Regions from separate parts of the Mus musculus genome. Here region 1 is linked to region 2. The links are chromatin loops, found by intact Hi-C in ENCODE. Cell type or tissue: heart. All regions are shown on one strand. Each heading gives the region's core, and the rest is flanking DNA. Links, peaks and the distances in the headings are about the cores only.

Region 1 (7,739 bases), core at 1,758-6,757, 51 kb before region 2:
CACAAGCTTAAGGGAAGCTGGGGTCACCATCTTTGTCTTGCCTTGGATTGGATGGATGAAGAAAAGAGGTTAAGGACACAAAGGGTTGAAGAAGGCAGGCAGGGTGGCTGTGTGTGATGGTTACAGGATATAAATTAGCATATTAGAGACGGGAACAGATAGCCATAAAGTCTGGAAGCAGAAGAGAGCCCTGATTATGTCACTGATTAACTTCTGCAAAGATTTTAGAATTCAGTGCAAGAGGACACAAGCTGAGAGCTCACATAGCTCTTAGCAACAGGTGTTTACATTTAATCAAGGTACTTTAATTTGGTTTAAGTTTTGTCCATCTTCATGGAGGAGCAAATTCTGGTGTTCTCTTTGGTTCATGGGATCTTTGTATTCTTCTTTCAGCATTTGAGTAAAGAAACAGGGCAAATGCCAATCTGACGAATATTGCCAATGCACTTATACTGGCATTTGCCTCCTCTCATTAGAAATTTACTGGATTGTTGATTTTTTTAGCTAAACGCTGAAAGATAAGTAAGAAAAACACATTAGAAATGGAAGTGCCAGGTCAGAAATACATACCAGTGTGTTCTTATGATGAGTAGATCATAAGCAGCAGGCTTTCCCCCCAAACAGGGATGTCTATTTTAGCAGGGCTCAATCCAATTCTTGATAGAGACTGCCACTGTTGCAGTGTAGAGGGGGTGCTGGGTTTTCCTAGGACTCAAATGCTCCACCCATGACTGATTGGAGTTTTCAGGACTAGCAGGCAGGAGGGCAGGAAAGATTCTCTGTGAGTCCCTAACTGCTTCTCAGCAGCCCTGCCTTTGCTTTTCTACACACAAGACCCTTGTTCTAGTATCTGAAACAGACATTGTGACTGTCCACATGAATGTGCATCTGTGCACACACATAGAGAAACCAGAGGTTGGCCTAAGACATGTTCATCAATTCCTCTCTACCTCATTGTTTGAGACAGAGTATCTCACTGAACCTGAAACCAGTGGGATTGGCTGGCTGGCTCTCCTGTGTGCCTCTTGAATCTTACTACTAGCATTACAGATGTGCACCAGAGGCTCTCTCTGCTTCTACATGGATACCAGATCTTCATGCTTGCACAAGTGCATTTAATCACTGAGCCATCTTCCTATTTTTAACTAAGGTATTTTAACTTCCAGGTACCTATTTTAAACTAAGTATTGAACCTAAATCTCTGGAAATAGGACTTGCTTAAGGATAACTTGATTCCTAAATAACTTACAATTGAAACCTAAAGAAAAAAATGAGGGGCATCTGGGTTCTTTCCAGCTTCTGGCTATTATAAATAAGGCTGCTATGAACATAGTGGAGCATGTGTCCTTCTTACCGGCTGGGACATATTCTGGATATATGCCCAGGAGAGGTATTGCAGGATCCTCCGGTAGTACTATGTCCACTTTTCTGAGGAAATGCCAGACTGATTTCCAGAGTGATTATACAAGCTTGCAATCCCACCAACAATGGAGGAGTGTTCCTCTTTCTCCACATCCACGCCAGCATCTGCTGTCACGTGAATTTTTTGATCTTAGCCATTCTGACTGGTGTGAGGTGGAATCTCAGGGTTGTTTTGATTTGCATTTCCCTGATGATTAAGGATGTTGAACATTTTTTTCAGGTGCCCCTCAACAGAGGAATGGATGCGGAAAATGTGGTACATTTACACAATGGAGTACTACTCAGCTATTAAAAAGAATGAATTTATGAAATTCCTAGGCAAATGGATGGACCTGGAGGACATCATCCTGAGTGAGGTAACACATTCACAAAGGAACTCACAAAATATGTTCTCACTGATAAGTGGATATTAGCCCAAAACCTAGGATACCCAAGATATAAGATACAATTTCCTAAACACATGAAACTCAAGAAAAATGAAGACTGAAGTGTGGATACTATGCCCCTCCTTAGAAGTGGGAACAAAACATCCATGGAAGGAGTTACAGAGACAAAGTTTGGAGCTGAGATGAAAGGATGGACCATGTAGAGACTGCCATATCCAGGGATCCACCCCATAATCAGCATCCAAACGCTGACACCATTGCATACACTAGCAAGATTTTATCGAAAGGACCCAGATGTAGCTGTCTCTTGTGAGACTATGCCGGGGCCTAGCAAACACAGAAGTGGATGCTCACAGTCAGCTAATGGATGGATAACAGGGCTCCCAATGGAGGAGCTAGAGAAAGTACCCAAGGAGCTAAAGGGATCTGCAACCCTATAGGTGGAACAACATTATGAACTAACCAGTATCCCGGAGCTCTTGACTCTAGCTGCATATGTATCAAAAGATGGCCTAGTCGGCCATCACTGGAAAGAGAGGCCCATTGGACACGCAAACTTTATATGCCCCAGTACAGGGTAACGCCAGGGCCAAAAAGGGGGAGTGGGTGGGTAGGGGAGTGGGGGTGGGTGGGTATGGGGGACTTTTGGTATAGCATTGGAAATGTAAATGAGCTAAATACCTAATAAAAAATGGAAAAAATAATAATAAAATAAAAAAAAAAGAATTGGGAACAAAACACCCATGTAAGGAGTTACAGAGACAAAATTTGGAGCTGTGATGAAAGGATGGACCATCTATTGATTGCCATATCCAGGGATCCATCCCATAATCAGCTTCCAAACGCTGACACCATTGCATGCACTAGCAAGATTTTGCTGAAAGGACCCTGATATAGCTGTCTCTTGTGAGGCTACGCCAGGGCCTAGCAAACACAGAAGTGGATGCTCACAGTCAGCTATTGGATGGATCACAGGGCCCCCAATGGAGGAGCTAGAGAAAGTACCCAAGGAGCAAAAGGGAAGTGCAACCCTATAGGTGGAACAACATTATGAACTAACCAGTACCCCGGAGCACTTGTCTCTAGCTGCATATGTATCGAAAGATGGCCTAATCGGCCATCACTGGAAAGAAAGGCCCATTGGAATTGCAAACTTTATATGCCCCAGTACAGGGGAATGCCAGGGCCAAAAAGGGGGAGTGGGTGGGTAGGGGAGTGGGGGGGTGGGTATGGGGGACATTTGGGATAGCATTCGAAATGTAAATGAGGAAGATACCTAATAAAAAATTTTTTAAAAAAGAAGGTCTTAGGTGAGTGTAAGGCTAGCTTAGTTGATTGGATTATTGCTAAGAGGTAGACAGTGGTCTCATTAACCTTCTCCTGAGTAATTAGTAGACAATTGTCTCTAGTCAGAGCTCCAGCAGGGCCCTGAGTGGCTGAAATAATCTTGTACTTTCTTAAGTAGAAGTAATACAACTGGATAAATGAAGCTTATGTCTTTTTCTTGGGGGTTGCCATATTACCTTTGTGCTGAGAAGTTTGATGGCTTTAGTTTAAGTTCAAATAAAAATAAATAAATAAATAAACCTCATTAAAAAAAAGAAGAAGAAGAAAAAAAGAAAAAAATGAACTTTTTTGATAGCTTCCAATGTTTGAGATTAAGTCTTAAAGTTATCCTTCACTTTTCCACCTTCCCTGCTTATTTACATTCATATAAATGTCAGACAGAGTTAATATGTATATATCTCATGGAACACAGATTCTCCTCTGTAAACCAGAACCCAGCAACAAAATGAAAGAAATTACATATACACAGATCCATATATGTACACATAATTTAAAAGAATATAAATTATATATTTTCCACAAAATACAGTTTAGGCAGAGTTTGAGAAGCTGTGTTTCATAGCCTCCCTGAGCTCTGAGCCTGATTACCCCTGTAGACAGTGAGTGTTTAACCATAGGGGTAGGGTTTCAGGAAGTTCTCAGATAGAGGATGGGATGATTATTCTGAAGGATTCTCTAGAGTAAGCAGAGAATCTACACCTTAAATATAAAGATAAAAAATGAATACCATTTTTTTCAGATAAGAATCCAAAATTCTTCATGTTATTATATTTACACTACCTTTAAGAGACTGGTTTCATTATCTTAAGCTTAGCAGCAGGAGTGAGGAAATGGAAGTCAAGGACTGCATTCTGTAGACTCAGAATGAGTCTACCTTAGGCTCCTTCAAGGCAAAAAGATGTATTCTTAGTTCATGTTAGCAGTTACACAATACACATTGTCTGAAATGAGCTTGGAAGAAAGAAAGAAAAAGAGGGAAGGTAATAACTATAGAAGAGGAAAAGCATGAGAGACTTACACAGAGACAGAGAGGTGACTACATAACAGAAAGACAAGCATAAGCATATACAGAAAGACTGACTGACATGAACTCACAGAAAAACAGAAAGAGACATACATCTATGGAGAGATGGAGCCAAAGGCACACACAGAAAAAGAGACAGACACACACACACACACACACACACACACACACACACACACACACACACACACACACTGTAGGGAGCTATCTCTTTTTACCTTGGAACCACCCTACTCCCTGACTCACTTGCAAGTGGACACAGCAGCACCAGGAGAAATGCAAAAAGAAGGTAATGGATCCTCATGACTGAAGCCTGGTGAGGTGCAGAGGTGCACAGGGACTTGAGCTCAGTGCCTTATATTAGTGCCAGGTGCTGCCACCTCGGTAGGATTCTACATTGACTTGAATCCAAGGATTTACAATTATGAAACACAGAGCACCTTATCTCTCTTGTCAAAATGGCCCTTTGAGAGCAAACTTAGCTTCTCTTATGTAAATGTGGGTAGTTCCAGATGATTTCCTCCTGCACTGCTGACCATGAGCAGATTCCTGCCCCACTTATTAGGTGGGAGGGATCCATGCTGTCCTGGGACAGATTTACAGATTACAATTTGCACTTACTTGCCTATAACTCAGACATTTGACTTGGTCATCTCAGAGTCTGGCAACAGGATTAGGCCTCATTGGGGACTCATTTCACCTAGATTCATTTTGGCTGCTGAATGCAACAGATGTGACTCAAGTCAAGGTTCCCCAAGCTTTTCCAAGTCAGAACCTGAGCCTAGTCTCATAGATTTCTCCAAGTTACTGCTCAGTTATGGAGTTCATTTGCTACTAAAAACCCCCAGCAACTCACCATACACCCAATGTATGGACATGGAGTCAGATAGGTGTGCTGTTTACTCTCTCAGAGAAAGCAAGGAGTAGGTAACAGGTTACCAGAACACAGGATCCCATTCCTACCTAGAACAAACCAGCAAGTAGCTGGTTCTAGCTACCAGGTGATGAGCAACTCTTGGGACTTTCTAGCCTTTGGGTCTGTGGTCCTCCAGTTTCTGAAACAATGTATATATCAGAGGTGATGTGTCAAGTTACCTTTTTGATCATATCATGAGAATTCATGAGAGTGGGATTCAAGACCTTCCCACCACCTTCCTGTTGTTCTTGATGGGACCTGTTCTGAGGGAGGTCATGTGGCTCATCTCAGAGTGATGTCTTTTTTTATAGTTCATTATCCAGCTGCTCATTTTTATACTTCAAAACCATTGAGAAGAAACAGGGCATAACATATGCCAAGAGCTGAGAGATCAGGATTTTTCGAAGGGAAAACAAAGAATCAGAAATGTTTTCTCCCTACAGAAAGATTAAACAAATAACCAGATGAGCAGAAATCTATAATGCATAAATAGTTTCGACAAAGGTTATTGTATGGAGTTCCCAGCAAAGAGATTTCAGGCTGGAGAATGAAGAGTTTAGATCCACACTAGAATGCCTCACTCCAACTTCTGTGCTGTGAAAACCCACGATATTGGGCTTGGTGGACATATTTTTAAGCTGCCATTCAAAAGAGATTTAAAAGAAAATCAGACATAGTAAGTATTCATATTTGTGGACTATTGTGTACTATCTTAGTATATAAATACAGTAAGCAAGCATCAATACAGGATAATTAATATATCTATCACTTCAAATTGAATAATTTTACTATACTAAGAGTAGCTTCAATCTCCTCTCATTAGCTTCAGTAATACAAGAGAAGCCAGACATAATTCTTTATTAAAAAAAAAAAAAAAAAAACTACCTTCCCTCTATTTTCCTTACCCCTACCTTTCTGTGTTCCTTATTAGCCTACTCTGCAATTTGAGGCTTTCTTAAAAGTAGCTGATGATTGATTTATAGTAATGGTTTGCTCCAAAGAGGTAATGTTACATGTCTGTCTGAGATTGCAGGATTGCCACATGCCATTTGATCCATCTTCGGACTGTTTTCCCTGTGCAATGCAGGCACGAATTGAAAAGGTATGCTTACTCATCCCAAACACTAAGCAGAGACAAAAACATAATGTGGAAAAAACTAAACTAAACTAAGCTAAAATAAAATAAAATAAAATAAAATAAAATAAAATAAAATAAAATAAAATAAATGTTGGGGCCGGCCAGCTGCTCACATGTCCAGGTTTGAGCCTGGAAGGCATCTTGGAATCTGGAAGAAAAGAGGGAGCCTAGGCGGGTTGAGAAATAATGGAACCAAGACATGCTAGTCTGTTCATGGTTCAGATTTTTAATGACAGACACGCTTTATTAAAGGCCATTCCACGACAATTCATCCTTGGAGCCTGGAACCAGCTGCAGGTGATGACATGCAGGATAGGGCATAGTCTCCAGAAGAGCTCTGAGGCCTCTCAGCAGGTAGCAGTATCTTGACAGTGGCAGTGGCAGAACAATAGAGTGATCTAGGCAGGAAGGTTCCACCCTAGATAATCTCCTTAGTGGCAGCAAGGTCAAGTTCTGGCTTAGCCTGCTTCAGGCTTATGGGAAGCTACAAATAAAATAAAATAAATAAAATAAAATAAAATAAAATAAAATAAAATAAAATAAAATAAAATGAACAGTGTGGAAAGATCATTGTCTGCAAATGCTCAGCCTAAATTAATGAACTCACTCTGCATTTGCATAATTTTCTCACTTTCCACAGTGAAAAGCAAATGTGTTCATTTTCTATCAATGTGGCCAAATACTTTTGACAAATCAACCTTTTTGGAATAAAAGTTATTTTGATTCATGCCTTAGAGACTCAATCCATGGTCAGTGGACAACACTGCTTTGTGGTCTGACACAAGCCAGGACATAAATGGCAAGGAGCATGTGGTGAGGTAAAGTCAGTCACCTTCTGATAACCAGGAAGCAGAAGGGAGGGGTCTGGTCTGCCAAGACCCATTGCTGTGCTCTGTGTCCAAACCTAACTCACTAAAACTAGGGCGATTTGCAGAATGTCCAACCATCTTCCAGAGGAGTCACAGACTAACCAAGACTTTAGCACTTATCTTCTTGAGGACAGTTAGGATCTCAGCCAAGCCAGGTTAGGCAGTGAATATTTCCAGTGGAGTGCTGCTAGGTGTATGTCAACTCTTCAGCTCAGTGGTACATTGTTATGTGTGTACCCTCTGCCCCAGTGTTGCCTTGATGCATGTGTGTGTTCCCCAAGAGTAGTGGGCTGCTCTGTGTGCACCTCAGCTCCAGTGTGTGTGTGTATGTGTATGTGTGTTTGTGTGTATATGTATGTGTATGTGTGTGTATATGTATGGATGTGTATGTGTGTGTGTATGTTTGTATTTGTATGTGTATGTGTATGTGTATGTGTATGTGTATGTGTATGTGTATGTGTATGTGTATGTGTGTGTATGTGTGTGTATGGATGGATGTGTATGTGTGTGTATATGTATGTGAATGTCTGTATGTGTGTGTACATGTATATGTATATGTGTGTGTATGTGTATGTGTGTGTATGAGTATGTGTGTGTATCTGTATTTGTATGTGTATATGAATATGTGTGTATGTGT
Region 2 (7,739 bases), core at 1,812-6,811:
AGAGGAACAGAAGGAGGAAGAAGTGGAGGAGGAAGAGCAGGAGGAGGAGGAGGAGGAACAGGAGGAGGAGAAGGGCTGCTAGTGAGACTGGGTTCAGGCGAATGGGGGGAGCAATAGAAATAGAGGATTCCCAACTTAGCTAGAGGATCCCTTCCCAATAAGGGATCAAGATACATTGGCACTCCCAAAAAGAATGGGTGAGAGGAACACTACTAAAATTTCAACTAAGTGGGAGGATTTGGTGAGGAAGGTAAGGTTATACTCCTACCCCAACCATAGGAGATAAGAAGGAGAGGTGGGTCCCAAAAACTCTGTCAGGACTGAGTAAGTGGTCCCAGCATCCAAGAAGAAGGAGATGGGATGCCCAGACGCCATGATGTTACCCTGAGCTCCCTTCTGGTGATGGAAGTAGTCAGTTGGAGGGATCTCGGGCCTCTTCAGTTGTCCATAGCCAAGCCTAGAAGATCAGCTGGAGGGTTACCTGCAAGTTATGTTCCCCTCTCCTGAGTGGCATAACAGCAATCGACAGACCATTGTCCCTCCTGATGGCACCATGGGAATGGTCCCTTTGTCTTTTGGGGGTTAGGGCAAGCCCTTGCCAATAAACTTGTTGACCAACTTTTTAACCCACATGGCAGTGGCTATCCTGCATGGTGGAGTTCCCTGTGCCCCACAGTGGTGGCTGAGGTACAGGCTATAGAGCCTCAAACTGGCCTGTGTGGTTGCTAGCAAGTCCAGGGCTTCAACACCATTGTTAGTTGAAAAGAGCATATTCCTCGACAGATCATGCCAAGACAGCAGAGTTCACACTTTGTCAGGTCTTTATTAAAAGAGATAAAGAAGCAAAGGGAGAGAGAGAGAGAGAGAGAGAGAGAGAGAGAGAGAGAGAGAGAGAGAGAGAGAGAGTCATTCATGTTTTTTTTTTTTCCTGGCTGTGACATAGGTAACACAGGTGATGAATTTCAGGTGATGCAGGTAACACAAGGTGGGGGGGGGGGGTGCTATGGTTGCCATAGGAATGAACACAGAAGACTCTTATCCTCTAGGATGATGTCATTGCAGGTTTCAGAGGCTGGCTGTAACCAGTTTCTGATGCTAACACTGGCCAATTCCATTGGTGCTCTGCCCTGTATACAAAAAGCTCTGGTCCTATCAGAACATCAAATGGCCACGTAATTTTTAGAACTAAAACGCTATTTAGCTTTTTTTTCCTTTGATACATTTTACCTATGCCTTCAAGGACATTACCTTAAAAAACCAAAATAGCCATTAACATCTTTTCTCAGGTGAGGGTATTTGCTACAAAACCCTTTCGAGTCTGGCCAACCTCTAAAGACCCAGAATAATGCTTCCCTTGTTGCAGGAAAGTTCATCTCACTCCTGCAACAGTCAGCAGTGACTTAGAGCATCAGATAAACAACAACTGTATAACAATAATGATATGGAATATAAAAATAATTCCTTGAGGACAGGGTCTGGGGAGCCAGGTATCAAAATGAAGTGTATGGGTTAAATTCTACAATGAAAAAGTCAAAGGCTGTCCTTGTATAAAGCTCAAATACTGTATTATTTGTGGATATTTTAAATTACTTTCATGTGTGTGTATGTGTGTTACACATCATTTGTTTATGTGTGTGAATACATGTATGTATGTGTATAAAGGCAGAAGGTAAATTGTTTTCTTCAATCACTGTCTAATATATTATTAATTATTATTATTATTATTTGTTTGGTATTTTCCTGTATGTACTGTGTATATGATTGTTATGAAGGCCAAAAGAAAGGGCTAGATCCACTAGAACTGGAGTTACAGAAGGTGATGAGAGGACTCTTAGGTTCTGGGAATCTGACCAGGTCCTCCTGAGCAGCGAGTGCTCTTAAGTGAGGAGCCATGTCATCAGCAGGTCCACCTCCTATTTTCATTTTTGAGATGGATCTTCCATTGAACCTGTGGTAGTGCATTTGCTCTGGCAGGCTGGCTGTTGAGTTTGGAGATCCACAGGTCTCCATCACATCCCCCAGGGCTAGGAGTACAGACATGCTGTGTTCCCTGGTTTATTACATGGGTGCTCTGAATCACATTCATATCTGTATGATTGCACAGCACACGCTTATGGACAGTGCCTTGTCTTCAGACTCCTACTTTAAATTTAATGATACCCTGCATTAAGGTATGTGTCTTCAGCCAACATTCTTTTGTTACATGTCAATCGTGTGACAAGGACTCCTTTAATCAGTTGCAGCTACCCAGGTGAGATATCTTTTCTCTGGGGTCTCACTTCTTCTTTAGGACAGAGATTTTTTAAAATCTGAAGTATCCTAATGGAGCTTAATTATACTCATGAGCATGAATTATATGCACATTAACTGAAAAGCCCTGCCCAAGCCATTCAGGGAGCCCATCATACTGTAAATACACTGATGGGAAGGTCAGGCCTAGGACAGACTCTGAACTTTTGCTTTACTAAACATAGCCTTGTTTTTCTTTACCCTGCTCTTCCTTCTTGTTGCTTTCAATAAAGCCTTGTTTTCCACAAGTTCCTTGTGTCTTATGTCTACATGTAAGAAAGCCCCTCACTGACTCAACTTGGCCATTCAATTAAAATAACATGATGCAATATATCCCATCAGTGGTCAGTACATAAATGAATAAGAGAGTCTGGAACACCACTCAAGAGGTCTCATAGCCAAAGTGTGCATTAAAGTCTTAAACATAACCACACAAGTCATAATTGACTAAGAGGAACAAGCTTAAGGGAAGCTGGGGTGACCTTCTTTGTCTTGCCTTGGGATTGGATGGATGAAGCAAAGAGGTTAAGCAGGCAAAGGGATGAAGAAGACAGACAGGATGGCTGTGTGTGCTGGCTACAGGAAATCAATTAGCATATCAGAGACAGGAACAGATAGCCATAAATATAGCTGGAAACCATAAGAAAGCCCTACTTGAGTCACTGATTGACTTCTGCCAGGATTTTAGAATTCAGAGCAAGAGAAAACAAACTGTGAGCTCACACAGTTCTTACCAACATGCGTTTGCATTTAATCAAGGAACTTTAATTTAGTTTATGTTTTGTTCATCTTCATGGAGGTGCAAATTGTTTTCTTTGGTTCACTGGATCTTTGACTTCTTCTCTATTTTCTCTTGCAGCAGTTGAGACTAGTAACTCCACAACTGCCATTCTGAAGAATGTTGCCCTTGCACAGATACCTGCATATGCCTCCAATCATACAGCAACTTACTGGATTGTTGATTGTTTTGCTAAAGCTGAAAGATAAGTAAGAAAAACCACACATTAGAATTGAAAGTGCCAGGTCAGAAATACATACCAATGTGTTCTTATGATGAGTAGATCCCAGTAGGCTCTTCCCCCAAACAGGGATGTCTGTTTTAGCAGGGCTGAATCCAATTCTTGATAGAGACAGGTACTGTTACAGTATAGAGGGGGTGCTGGTTTTCCTAGGACCCAAATGTTGAAGGGTCTGCCCCACCCCTGACTGGAGTTTTCAGGTACAGCAGGCAGGAGCTCAGAAAAGACTCTTTGTGAGTCCCTAGCTGCTTCTCAGCAGCCCTGCCTTTGCTTTTCCACACACAAGTCCCTACTTCTAGTATCTGAAGCAGACACTGTGACTGTGCACATGAATGTGCATGTGTACACACACATATAGAGGCCAGAGGCTGGCCTAAGACAGGTTCATCAATTTCTCTCTACCTCGTTGTTTGAGAAAGAGTTCCTCACTGGACCTGGAACTAAATCAGTGGAATTGGCTGGCTGACTCACGAGTGTGCCTCTGTGATTCTTAGTCCTAGCAGTACAGATGTGCACAAGATGCTCTCTCTGCTTTTACATGGATGCTAGATCTTCATACTTGCAAAAGTGCATTTATTCACTGAGTCATCTTCCTATTTTTAACTAAGGTATTTTGAATTCTAGGTACCTATTTTAAACTAAGTATTGGACCCAAATCTCGGGGAATAGAACTTTCTTAAGGATAACGTGGTTCCTAAGTAACTTACAATGGAAACCTAAAGAAAAATGAACTTTTTTGATAGCATCCAACGTCTAAAATTAAGTCTTAAACTTATCCTTTGCTCTCCCCACTCCTTCCTTCTTTACATTTCTCTAAAAGTCATAGATAGTGTCTGTATATCTCATGGAACACAGATGTCCTCTGTGAACCAGAACCCAGCAACAAAATGAGTGAAATTATGTTTCTATCTCTATATTTTCTGTCTGATGCAGTTTGAGGCCTTTACTTCATTCGTTCAAATACTCTCTTATTTGCTTTACCTCCCTCTCTTGAACTGTGTATCCTTTTCCTTCTGTTTACCTAATGTGAAGGATGAAATAAACTTAGAGCCTGGAAAGATGGCTCAGCAGTTAGGAGAGCATACCACTCCTACAGAAGACCTGAGATAACTTCCTAGTACCATATCAGGCAGCCCATATGTGCCTATAATTCCAACTCTGAGAGACTGGATGTTCCTTTATGACCTCTGTGATTACTGTAGTGCCTGGCACATTCATATACACAGATCCATATATGTACACATAATTTGAAAGAATATAAAATTATATATTTTGCACAAAATACAGTTTAGGCAGAGTTTGAGAAGCTGTGCTTCATAGCCTCCCTGAGCTCTGAGCCTGATTGTCCCTGTAGACAGTGTGTGTTTAAGGATCTTCCATAGGGGTAGGGTTTCAGGAAGTTCTCAGATAGAGGCTGGGATGATTATTCTGGAGGATTCTCTAGAGTATCAGAGAATCGACACCTTAAATATAAAGATTAGTAAACAAACACCTTTCTGTTCAGGTAAGAATCCAAAATTCTTCATGTTATTATTTTTTTGTTTTTTTAATTAAGTATTTTCTCCATTTACATTTTCAATGCTATCCCAAAAGTCCCGCATACCCTCCCCCCCACACTCCCCTATCCACCCACTCCCACTTCTTGGCCCTGGCATTCCCCTGTACTGAGGTATATACAGTTTGCAAGACAAAGGGGCCTCTCTTTCCAATGTTGGCAGACTAGGCCATCTTCTGATATATATGTGGCTAGCAACACGAGCTCCGAGGAGTACTGGTTAGTTCATATTGTTGTTCCACCTATAGGGTTGCAGACCCCTTTAGCTCCTTGGGTACTTTCTCTAGATCCTCCATTGGGGGGGGCCTGTGATCCATCCAATAGCTGACTGAGCATCCACTTCTGTGTTTGCTAGGCCCCTGCATAGCCTCACAAGAGACAGCTATATCAGGGTCCTTTCAGCAAAATCTTGCTAGTGTATGCAATGGTGTCAGTGTTTGGAGGCTGATTATGGGATGGATCCCCGGGTATGGCAGTCCCTAGATGGTCCATCCTTTCATCACAGCTCCAACCTTTGCCTCTGTAACTCCTTCCATGAGTGTTTTGTTCCCACTTCTAAGAAGGGGCAAAGGGTCCACACTTTGGTCTTCGTTCTTCTTGAGTTTCATATGTTTTGCAAATTGTAACTTATATCTTAGGTATTCTAAGTTTCTGGGCTAATGTCCACTTATCAGTGAGTACATATTATGTGAGTTCTTTTGTGATTGAGTTACCTCACTCCGGATAATGCCCTCCAGGTCCATCCATTTGCCTAGGAATTCTATTAATTCATTCTTTTTAATGGCTGAGTAGTACTCCATTGTGTAAATGTACCACATTTTCTGTATCCATTCCTCTATTAAGGGGCATCTGGGTTCTTTCCAGCTTCTGGCTATTATAAATAAGGCTGCTATGAACATAGTGGAGTATGTGTCCTTCTTACCAGTTGGAACATCTTCTGGATATCCATGTTATTATTTACAAAAGAATCATTCCATAATCTCAAGTTTAGTGGCAAGAGTTAGGAAATGGAAGGCAAGGACTGCAGATGAGCTCAGAATGAATCTACCTGAGGCTCCTGGAAGTCAAAAAGAAGTATTCTTGGCTTATGTTAGCAGTTACACAATACACATTGTCTGAAATGAGCTTAGAAGAAAGAAAGAAAAAAAAGGAAGGGAATAACTGTAGAAGAGGAAATGTATGAGAGACTGAAACAGAGACAGAGAGATGAACACATAACAGAAAGACAGGCATAAGCATATACAGAAAGACTGACAGACATGCACCCACAGAAAAACAGAAAGAGTGAGACATATATATATGGAGAGGTGGAGCCCAAGGCACACACAGAAAAAGAGACAGGAACACACACACACACGCACACACACACGCACACGCGCACACACACACACACACACTGTAGGGAGCTATCTCTTTTTACTTTGGGACCGCGTACTCCCCTGACACACCTGCAAGTGGAGACAGCAGCACCAGGAGAAATGCAAAGAGAAGGTAATGGATCTTCATGGCTGAAGCCTGGTGAGGGGCACAGATGCAGAGGGATTTGAGCTCAGTGCCTTATATAGTGTTATGTGCTACCTCCTCGTTAGGATTTTACACTGACTAGGATGCAAGGACGTAAAATTATGAAACACAGAGCATCTTATCTCTCTTGTCAAATTGGCCCTTTGAGAGCACACTCAGAGTCTCTTATGCAAATGTGAGGATCCCCAGAGGAGTTCCTCCTGCACTGCTGACCATGAGCAGATTCCTGCCCTACTTCTTAGGTGAGCGGGACCCATGCTGTCCTGGGACAGACTTACTGGTTACAATTGGAGCTTACTTGTTTATACCTCAGATATTTGACTTGGTCATCTCAGAGTCTGGCAACAAGATTAGGCCTCAGTGGGGACTCATTTCACCTAGAGTCATTTGGGCTGCTGCATGTAACACATGTGACCAAACGTTCCCCAAGCTTTTCCAAGTAAGAACATGAGCCTAGTCTCATAAATTTCTCCAAGTTACTGCTCAGTAATGGAGTTCATTTCCTACTAAAAACCTCCAGAAACTCACCATACACCCAATGTGATGGACATAAGGCAAGATGGACAGGGAGGAACAGTGTACTGTTTCCTCTTTCAGAGAAAGCAATGAGTTAGTAACAGGTTACCAGAACACAAGGCGCCATTCCTACCTAGAAGAAAACAGCAAGTAGCTGGTTCTAGCTACCAGGTGATGGGCAGCTCTTGGGAATTGCTAGCCTTTGGGTCTGTGGTTCTCCAGTTTCTGAAACAATGTATGTATCAGAGGTGAGGTGTCAAGTTACCTTTTGGATTATATCATGAGAATTCATGACAATGGGACACCAATACTTCCCACCACCTTCCTGTTGTTCTTGATGGGACCTGTTAAGAACAGGTCCCTCCTCCCTAAGGGGAGGCCATGTGGCTCATCTCAGAGTGATTTCTCTTTTATAGTTCATTACCCAGCTGCTCATTTTTGTACTCTAAAATAATTGACAAGAAACAGGGCATAACACATGCCAAGAGCTGAGAAATGAGTATTTATCTAATGGAAAATAACTTAAATAAATCAGGAATTTTTCCCTCCCTACAGGAAGATTAAACAAATGAGCAGAAATCTATAATGCATTGACAAAGGCTATTGTATGGCGTCTCCAGCAAAGACATTTGAGGTTGGAGAATGAAGAGTTTAGACCCACACTAGAATGCCTCACTCTCACTGATGTGCTGTGACAATCCATGGTATTGGGCTTAGAGGACATATTTTGAAACTGGCATTCAGAAGAGATTTAAAAGAAAATCAGACACAGTAAGTATTCATATTTGTGGGCTATTGTATACTATCTCAGTATATAAATACAGTAGGCAAGGATC

Evidence for each region. A loop is a pair of places that touch in the nucleus more often than their neighbours do. Peaks named below come from ENCODE experiments on the same cell type or tissue, not always from the same donor. Only the 100,000 strongest peaks of a DNase experiment are listed, where the experiment ranks them.
Region 1: a loop joins it to region 2, with 20 times the contacts of the local background. A loop is called at or near these places in 7 of 42 quality-filtered maps.

What each region holds. Positions count from the first base shown.
Region 1 is chr8:19,297,421-19,305,159 of GRCm38, reverse strand. It overlaps the pseudogene Defa-ps13. Among named protein-coding and RNA genes, the nearest start is that of Defb3, 7.9 kb to the right of the region's middle. In heart, for the core only: no CTCF peak of the experiment used is centred there; no DNase peak of the experiment used is centred there.
Region 2 is chr8:19,246,222-19,253,960 of GRCm38, reverse strand. Defb5 (defensin beta 5) reads right to left here and starts at 6,369. Exons shown (of 2, transcript NM_030734.2): 1 at 6,308-6,369; 2 at 3,133-3,265. The coding sequence starts at 6,369. The coding sequence ends at 3,133. In heart, for the core only: no CTCF peak of the experiment used is centred there; no DNase peak of the experiment used is centred there.